Linked DNA regions of Mus musculus: region 2 is linked to region 1. A link is a loop called in an ENCODE intact Hi-C map of the cell type or tissue named here. Cell type or tissue: gastrocnemius. All regions are shown on one strand.

Region 1 (5,000 bases):
AAGTATTCTGAGTTACCTTACAACCTCCACGTGGGAATTAGTGTGGTCTTATTCAAAGTCATCTCAGAAGATCAAAGGCAAATGGCCCCAGGGTTGTTTGGTTTTGGTCTAACATGCCCCATGTGAGTGGTCATTATGTTGGTTTTTGTTGGAAAAGGAAGAAATAATAGACAAATACATTCAGGAAAAGAGTAGTCAGTCTGTTTAAAAGAGCTTTCCTAACAGCCAGTCTCCTGAGCCGCGTGCATAGTGAGGCTCTTAAAAAATTACACTGGTGGCAATGCTACCTGCTCCTAAATGTAGCGTGACAACCCATGTTAATCAGTGCTTGGGTGACCCTTTCCTCAGCTCAACCAAAGACGAGGCTGACATGCCCTCTGTGCCCTCGCTTGGCCTGATCCACATGGTAACCAGCAGGCAGAGGGAGGGAATTCCCTCCTCCAGGTCTGCCATAGCCTCTGCCCCATGCCTAGTCCAAAACACCCAGAGGGGAGCAGCCTGCTGCAGGGGACACAGGGCTGGTAGTTCTCAGAACTACCCTGGAGCAGATCTGTTTTCGGAGAAGGGAAAACTAATGAGTTCTGCAATACTTCCCAGAGAAGCCTTGATGGCTGCTGGGTCCTGTTTGGAAGCCCAGATCCTAATCCCTTGCAACATCTCTTGCACTTTGCTTATTGAAACAAAATGACCTCATACACACAGCAGAGGCCCTTTTCAGCCTAGAGCAAGAGTCAAATACCTGTAACCAGTGGGAATGAAAGAGTTCATCTGTGAGACATAAGGCTCATGGTGTAAGAACCATACTAGCGCCCCACAAAGGACATCTCCTTAAAGCATGAAGGATAGGGAACCAAGCACTGGCTGCAGAGGCTCAGTGGGGTTGCTAAGCACTGATCTCAAGATAGTCTCTCCCTCTCTCTCTCTCTCTCTCTCTCTCTCTCTCTCTCTCTCTCTCTCGTGTGTGTGTCAGTTCTTGATACAGGGTTTCTCTGTATAGTAGCCCTGGCTGTGCTGAACTCACTTTGTAGACCAGGCTGGCTTCACGGAGATTCTCTTGCCTCTGCCTCCCGAGTGCTGGGTTAAAGGCATGTCCCACCACACCCAGCTTTCAGGAAGGTCTCTTACCCACTTTCCATCCTCTGGTTACATCTGCTGTTGACACACTGCTGCAGGGCATCTTGCAGGCCTGGGTCGATAGCCGTGTATGTCACTGGCTCCTGGTGAACCTCACAGCTCGGGTTTCTATGTAGGAAGCAAGTTTGGAGGTTAGGGTCAATGGCACCCAAATTCCAAACACCTAGGTCCTTGATAATGTCAGACAAATCTGAGTTTTTATATTTGGTATAGGTTGCTTTGCCACTCAGTGAGACCTTGGGTCAATCCATTTAACTATTGGATTGCTTAATTTGTTTATATTTGTGTACAATAGAAATAATATATGTGCTCATATGCGCGTGCGCGCGCACACACATACACACACACCCCTACCTGAAGTTACAGCACCATAATCTGGCTAGATTGGTTGATCAGTAAACCCTTGGGGATCGTCCTGCCTGTTTCCTGGATTGTTAGGGTTACAGGCACATGTCACTGCCTGGCTTTTACAGGGCTGTGGAGACTTGTACTCAGTCCGCATGTTTGCACGACAGGAACTTTACCCACAGAACCATCTCCTCAGCTTTAATACAGCCATGCATTATTAATACGTCACAGCATATTTATTTGAACCTCAAGGCAGACATTATTTGAAATCTGGCTTACTGACTAGGTTCCTCATTAGAACAAAGCACTTTTGTACACTCTTAACCCAAAACAAATCTATAGAAAACATGATAATAACATGGAGCTTATACACATACCTACATTTGTACATGTGTACATGCATACATACAAATATAAATTTATGCATGCACACACATAAACACACACACACACACACACACACACACACACACACACACGCACACACTTTTTTTTTTTTACCTGTTCTCTGCATTGGTGAGGTTGCCAGTACACTCATTGACCTCCAGGGGGCACTCACAAGGACATTCACATTCATTTTGCTCCATTCTGAAAAGCAAACAGAATTACTAGTCAGAGGTAGATGTCAGCAGAATATCACACACACACCAGGGGATTAAGATTAAAAAAAAAAATCCTTTGCGAGTTTTACAGTCGACGGTGAAAGTGAGGCCGTGGATGAAGATTTAAATAGCATTTGACCTGAACCCGCAGCCACAGTGACTGGGTCATGGGAACGGCACAGATCTAAAGGCTCCTGTAAACCTGGACTTCCCTTCCCCAGGACACATCCCCACCCCTTCTGCTCCAAATGCCTGGCATTGGTCAAAACAGTCCAAGAACAGAATCCAGCCCACCGGTGGCAGTTGAGACAGAGACGGTCCACCATGCTGCAAGCACAGAAGGCAAGAGAGTCGCAGGTCTCGTTGACGATGCCGACAAACGCGTTGGTTCCTGGGATCCTTGTCAGGCGGTACTTAGAGCAGTGGCTGCCGTGCACAAGGTTCGTCAAATCCCCCTGTGGAAAAGATGAAAGACAGCAGTGCAAAGACTTGCCTCAGCCTCTTTGGTTTTTTAAGACAGAGTTTCTCAGTGTAGCCCTGGGTGTCCTGGAACTTGTTTTGTTCTCACAGGCTGGCCTTGAACTCAGAGATCCTCCTGCCTCGGCCTCTCGATTGCTAGGATTAAAGGCATGTGCCACCACCACCTGGCAACTTAGCGTTCTTGCAGAAAAGACAGAATAGTTTAGATTGTGATTATTAAAGCATCACATGGCCACTGTTCAACATTTTTTAGTATTTTTAAAAGGTTTACTTTTATATGTGTGTGTTTTTGGAGGCTAGAATAGGGTGTTGGATCCCCGGGTGCTGGGAACCCAATTTAGGTCCTCTGAAAGAGCAGCAAGGGCTCATGACCACTGAGACGTCTCTTGGTTTAAAATGTAGCCTAGGGAGCATTGTTTGTTAAAAACCTTGTTTTCTTCACTTGGATGAGAAAAAAAAAATTACAGGTAATTCTACCAGTCCCATATAATTTTCATGTAATAGTTGGTATATATTATTTTTCATCTATACTTCCATAAATATAAATTTTCATAGATAATTTTATTATGCTTTTTTCTTTTTTCAATGTTATGTGCATGGCTCTAGTGCCTGCCTGTGTCTGTGCACCATGCATGTGTCTCCAGAGGCCAGAAGAGGGCATGAGATCCCCTGGAACTAGAGTTCCATATGGCTGTGAGTAGCCATGGGAGTGCTAGGGATTGAACTCTTCCCAGTTCTCTGGCAGAGTAGGAAGTGTCCTTAACGGCTGAGCCATCTCTCCAGCTACTAGTTTTATAATAAGAAAAAAAGATAACATCATTGTAGGGGAGTGTTAATATCACTTAGTGTGTGGGGAAATTAGCTTGACTTAGTTGAAGTAGAGAGATCCCACTGTGGGTAGCACCATTCCCTAGATGGATCCTGGACTGTGTCAAAGGGGAATGGGGATGGAATAGCAGCAGATGTTGATGCAACTATGCTCACTGTTTCTTGATCGTGGATGCAGTGTGGTCAGTTATAATAGTCCCCTATGTCCTTGACTTCTCCAGCATGGTAGATGCCACCCTTGAGCTGTATGGCAGAACGAACACTTGGGCTTTTAGTTGCTTTTGTCAGAGCAGTAAATTTGTTTCAAAAGCAAACCTAATTAGCTACAAGCTGCACACTTTTTTCTTTTGGTTAACAAACCTTTCTGCTTCCTAGAATAAAACACAGTTAAAACATAAAGGTTCTTTGAGAGAAGACTGACTTCCTGCTTCTGCAACATTGAAACTGAACTAAGCCTCCTTTTTTCTTCATTCCATAGCTAGCAAATGTGATGGGCAGCTTCTAGGAGTGCCACAAAAACTCAAAATCTGTATGATAATGTTATGTTATAACCATCCTTCTGCATTTGTATCAGATACCTTAGGAAAATTATTCCAACTCACACCAGAGTCTATGTCATTCATCTCTTAAAATGTTGGTGACCAGGAGTCCACATTCCAGGGTTGTGGCACAGAGAGGATTCTGGAGGAGTTTTGTCCAGTGTGGAAGACACTCTCTGCTAGGGCATGCAGTGACATGGCTTATTATGCAAAAAGCTTCTGTACTGGCTAGTTTTGTGTCAACTTGACACAGCTGGAGTTATCACAGAGAAAGGAGCTTCAGTTGAGGAAATGCCTCCATGAGATCCAGCTGTAAGGCATTTTCTCAATTAGTGATCAAGGGGGAAAGGCCCCTTGTGGGTGGGACCATCTCTGGGCTGGTAGTCTTGGGTTCTATAAGAGAGCAGGCTGAGCAAGCCAGGGGAGGCAAGCCAGTAAAGAACATCCCTCCATGGCCTCTGCATCAGCTCCTGCTTTCTGACCTGCTTGAGTTCCAGTCCTGACTTCCTTGGTGATAAACAGCAGTGTGGAAGTGTAAGTCGAATAAACCCTTTCCTCCCCAACTTGCGTCTTGGTCATGATGTTTGTGCAGGAATAGAAACTCTGACTAAGATAGCTTCACTATCAAGAATGCTTCAATTTCGTTTAGGGAGAAAACTTCAGACATTAAGAAATTATCTACTGGGCTGGAGAGATGGCTTAGCAGTTAAGAGCACTGACTGCTTTTCCAAAGGTCCTGAGTTCAATTCCCGAAACCACATGATGGCTCACAACCATCTGTAATGGATCCAATGCCCTCTTCCTGTGTGTCTGAAGACAGCAATAGTACTGTACTCGTATAAATAAAATAAATAAATCTTAAAAAAAAAAAAAAAGAAATTACCTATCCCTGGTCTGTAAGATAGATCAGTGGGTGAAGGCACCTAGCACCCAAATTGACAGTCTGAGCTCCATCTTGGGGATCAACATGGCTAAAAGAGAGACCTGACTCCTGTAAGTGGTCTTCTAACCTCTATCCGTGTGTCCTATGTACGTCTGTGCACCCACACACGCTGTAACTTAAAAAGTA
Region 2 (5,000 bases), 400 kb after region 1:
GCATAGCCTTGCTTTAGCGCAGAGGGTGTAAACTACCCCCTGAATCACAATAAGTAAATATCTGAATGGATGAACAGAGAAGCCGACATTTCCTGGAAAGTTTGCTCTCTAGCGTTGAATACATCTTACGGTAGCCTGTTGCTTTAAATGGAAATAGGAACCAATATCATCATCCTTTCTGCTTTCTTAGCCCCTCAGTCTTGAACAGAGGTAAAGTCTGGAGCTCTTGCAGCCCTGTTGAGAAAGGCACTGGAACAAAAGGCAGCACTCCACATACAGAAGTGTGGAAAAGAAGCAAGCTTGGCCCTTGGTAGTGTCAACCCACCACCAGCTTTGTGGGGCCAGCCCCACCTGACCCAGAGCAGCTGCTTCTTCCTCTTCCTTATCCTCTTCCTCCTCCTCCTCTTTCTTCTTCTTCTTCTTCTTCTTCTTCTTCTTCTTCTTCTTCTTCTTCTTCTTCTTCTTCTTCTTCCTCTTCCTCTTCCTCTTCCTCTTCCTCTTCCTCTTCCTCTTCCTCTTCCTCTTCTTCTTCTGTAGTATAGAATAGAGTTTATTCAGTGCATGGGGAGGGGAGTTAAGAGGGTAGTTGAGAGACACAGAGAATAGAGGTTGGCCATGAGCACGTGGAGAGAGAGGGGGAAAGAGAATGGGGAGGAGGAAGGGGGAGGGAAAAGCAAGGGAGCAAGAGAGGAGCAGGAGCGACCTGGAGCTTCTGATTTTGAGAGGAAAATGAATCTCTGTCTCTTTAAGCCTCTTTTGGACTGCTACCTCTCTCTCTCTCTCTCTCTCTCTCTCTCTCTCTCTCTCTCTCTCTCTCTCTCTGTGCCTATGCGTGTGTGTGTGTGTGTGTGTGTGTGTGTTCCTATCAGTCATATAATATGGGGATCCATAGATATTAAAACCTTGGTGAACATTAAAGTAAATATATCCTTTTAATAACCTTCCCTATTGACATTGGGTTTATTTTAGATTGCTGTAACGTAACTGTCTGTCACATGTAGAGTTAGCCAGGACAATATTAAGTGTGTAGGTTCCCTTAGAAATGGCTAGTGGCTTGTGAGCACACCTGCCTGGGACACACCGTTTCTCCTCTGCAGAAAGCCCTTTTCTCTATCAGGGGAGCACTGTTACCAAGGGCTCCTCCCTGAGACATGTAAAAAGCCCCAGGAGATGATATTGCATGTTGTAATTGTATTTGTTGAAACAAAATTCAATTAGTAAATTTAATTATCCTTGGCTTTTAGGGGGATCGCTTTCCGTTTGGATTCCAGTGTGGTCTCTAGAACTCAAAAATAAGACGAAGAACAGGGGAGAGGGTCTGGACTTTGAGGCCACAAATAAAAGCAAAAAGGGGCCTGCAGCTCTTCTGCAGAGCAGTGTGCAGCAAACAAGAGCTAGCTTTTCTTTGCGTGCCTGATAAAAACCTCAAACCACGTGGGCTTTGCTTTGGCATCTGGATATCAGATTAGTCGGAAAGAACACAGGTTTGGAAGGGTGGTTAAGCTATGGAACTGTTTAGTACAAGATTTGAGCGTCTCTCCCTCCTCCTTCTTTCCCCTGGGGAGGGAGAAGAGAGACAGGGAGGGGATGGGAAAGAAGGGAAGGGAATAAAAGGAAAGGTAATAGGGAGGGAGAGGAGAAGGGGGGTGGGGAGGGGAAGGGACAAGGAAGGGAAAAGAACTGTCAGTGTTCTCAGAGTCTCCCAACCTGTAATGAGAAGGAGGCAAAGGCGCTCTGGGTGGAGATCAGGCTCGGGAGCTTTCTTGTTGGTACCTAGGGCACTCCCGCCCCCTCCTCCCAGGGCGGGCATTAGGCACTGGAAGTCATTGAGCAGGATCACAGGGGCTCTGGCATCTGACAGGCAGGATTGACTGACTTCTCCAGGTTGGCTCTGACTTTACCGAGCAGCACTATCGTTAAGCTAGAGTAATTTCCTCTTAGAAAGCCTTTCCCGCGGTGTGGAAACGTCTTCCCTAGGGAAGCACAGCGGTCCCACTCATAAATGCTCTTGGTTTCTGCCAGCCTTTCAAAGTGCTTGGCTTCTGGGAACCTCAGAGCCTGAGCACGGGCACAGCGGCTAACGGGCGCCACCTTCAGGGAGAGAGGAGTAGGAACAATAAGGCAGATTTTCTAAAGCTGTCTTAGGCTGTAGTGATACCGATACCACTGTTTTTGGGGGGATGTTTAGAAGTTAAGTTTCCCATCTTCTCTCCTACTCTCTTCTCGGAAGTCTGTGAGTCACAAAACTGGAACTCACACTCGTGTAGACTTGAGCTTCAGATTCGCCTCATGTGGTGAAGGCGAAGAGATCCCTTCCAGCGATAGGTGTCCTAACTAAATGGCTTGTCACACCCCAGGGGCAGATTTAAGAAAAATCTCCCACCAAAATGCATCTCAAAGTGCTATGTATGGATGCTCTTCAAAGCCATCCGTGTAGCTGATGGGTTTGAATTCAGGTCTCTGGAAACTGATTTTTCTATCATAGTCTATCAGATGAATTATCAGAAGTACAACTTCTTTTATGAAATGCACAAGGCTCACTGCAGGTCTGCGCCGCTGCTTTTAGTATTTTATAATGCATTTGTGCATTTTTTTTTTTTTGGTCTTCTCAGCAGCCTTAACAACTGAGGTGTCATTCATTATTGCCTATCCTGCTGGACTAGAGAAACCAGTGTGAAAGTGGGTTAACTCCTATCCCCTGGCCACAGTTTGCAAGCATGTGACTGGCTCTTGATGTCAGACTCCAAATTTGGAATCCCCCACCAGCAACCCCTGCTGTTGCCTGTGGGGTAAAGAGTAAGAAATTCTCTCAAACTAGAACTGTTTTGTTTCTAAATGTTTCTATTTCAGCTTGCATGTATTTTTGACATATTTTTCCATTGGCAGCTAAAAATAGAAAATATAGCCATAGCTTGGTAATGAAAGAACTCTTATGATATTTTAGGAAACATTCTCGTTCCACATGGAATTATTTTAGAAATCAAAAGCAGAAAGATCTCTGGGCAATCTCCAAATATTTACTAAAAACAACTTCTAAATAATACATGGATCAAAGAATACAAACAAAATTAGGCCTCTTTTAGTTTTAGTGAAAATTTGAAACATAACAGTTCCTTGGATTGCCAGGGAAGCAAGAGGAACTGAGGGGGACTTTACTCAGGGTTGGTCTCCTTTCCAAAAATGTGGAGTCCAGAAGTGTCTCAGAATGCTTGCTTAGCCATTACAACTTCAGTATGGCCTAACCAGGAACCCCCAAATCCAAGACATTCTGAAATCTGAAATACCCTAAAACCGGAAATTGTTTGCATGTTGGCTCTCACTTTGCAGGGAGCGGAGGAGAGTAGGCAGGATTTTTGGATTAAAGATAATAAGTCTGTTGGATTAAATTCTTGGGTTTGGGGAAAAGTCTTCAGTTTAGGTATCAGCTTCCAGTGTAAGGAATTGGGGCTGGGGGAGTAAGTTAAGCCTAGCACGGTGGGATGCACCTGTACTCCCAGTTGCAAGAGGGTGAAGTTAAGTCTATGCAAGTAGATCAAACAGTGAGAACCTAACTCGAGGACCCCTCCCAAACAAGCATTGCTTGAAACAAACTGAAAACAAGAGTGAGCTGAACTCAGAGGAAGCCGCAGAGGTAAATGAAGAATAGTGTGGCAGAAATTTTAAATTACATTGGTGTATGTGTGTGTGTGTGTGTGTGCAGGCACACACGCAAGCACATGTGTGCACATACATACCTGCATGCTACAGAGAACTTGTGGAGGTCAGAGAACAATTATCAGGACTCGTCTTTCCCCTATTACATAGTCTTTAAGGGATGGAACTCAGGCCCTTAGGCTTGGCAGAAAGTACATATATTTCCTCATATACTTCAACCCTTGCTAATAATTTGACCAAGAACAAAAAGGAATTGAGAAATTACAAAAGCCCAAAGCATAAAAAAACAACAAATAAACAAACAAACAAGAACAAAACCAAAACCCAATAAAGTTAGTAAACCTCAGAAAACGTATAGATGCTTGGAAATCAAACGACACACTTATCTTTACGAGAGCATCATGTGTGATGCATCTGCATGTGCATTTGTACATGTATGAATACAAGTGTACGTGTGTAAGAGCATGCACAGGTAGGAGCTTGAAGTTGCTGTAAGGTGACCTGGATTTCTCTTTATTTACTGAATCAGGGTTCACTGAATCTGGAACTTTCCAACTCTGGCTAGTCTAGCTAGTCGACTTACTTCAAGCCTCCCTGTCTTCATCTCCCAAGTGCTGTGGTTACTGGCGGACACCATGCCTGGTCAGATTTTTTTTTGGGTTCTGGGTAGCTGAACTCTGGTCCTCACAGTTGGATGGCAAACACTTTATCCATGAGCCATTACCCCAGCACAACAATACAATTTTTAAAATTAAATTTTGCTTATCATTTTAGTGTGTGCTTTACTGTGTGTGTGTGTTGCTGGGTACGTGTATCCCAGCATGCATATGGAGGCCAGAGGATACGTTTATGGTGCCAGTTCTCTCCTCCCACCTTTGCATGAGTTCTGGGGAGTGAACCAGGCTGTCAGGGCTGCATCACCTCAGGCAGCAAGCGCTTTTACCCTCTGAGCCATTTCACTGACCCAACCAATACTACCCATTTGAAATAACATTATCATTTAGGAAATGAGTTATTGAGGAAATCAGGGACTAAATGAGGAAATTCTTAGAGTAAAAAGAAAATGAGAATAGATGAGAAAAATTAGGATATGGCCAAGGAAATCCTAAGAGGAAATTTTATAGTTACACATGACCAGAGTGCTCTCCAATAAATAACCTATTCTTAATCTCTAGAAAAGAAAAAAGAATCCAAACTCAAATTAGTAAATGTCAAGAAATAATAAAAACCAGAAATTAATGAGGCAGAGTGAAAACACAATGAATAAGTGAGACAGAAAAAGAGTTAATTCGTTGAAATGATTGATAAGATCAATTGATTCCTAGTCAAACTAACCAAGATAAAGA

The links. A loop is a pair of places that touch in the nucleus more often than their neighbours do. Peaks named below come from ENCODE experiments on the same cell type or tissue, not always from the same donor. Only the 100,000 strongest peaks of a DNase experiment are listed, where the experiment ranks them.
Region 2: a loop joins it to region 1, with 12 times the contacts of the local background. A loop is called at or near these places in 24 of 42 quality-filtered maps.

What each region holds. Positions count from the first base shown.
Region 1 is chr4:100,985,621-100,990,620 of GRCm38, reverse strand. Cachd1 (cache domain containing 1) reads right to left here. Exons shown (of 27, transcript NM_198037.1): 20 at 2,379-2,539; 21 at 1,984-2,070; 22 at 1,126-1,242. Among named protein-coding and RNA genes, the nearest start is that of Raver2, 81 kb to the left of the region's middle. In gastrocnemius, CTCF peaks have their summits at 2,028 (motif pointing right) and 3,213 (motif pointing right); DNase peaks (open chromatin) are centred at 473 and 2,054.
Region 2 is chr4:100,585,489-100,590,488 of GRCm38, reverse strand. No RefSeq gene overlaps it. Among named protein-coding and RNA genes, the nearest start is that of Ube2uos, 60 kb to the right of the region's middle. In gastrocnemius, a CTCF peak has its summit at 2,098 (motif pointing left); DNase peaks (open chromatin) are centred at 1,839 and 2,060; H3K4me3 peaks cover 928 bases; H3K27ac peaks cover 474 bases.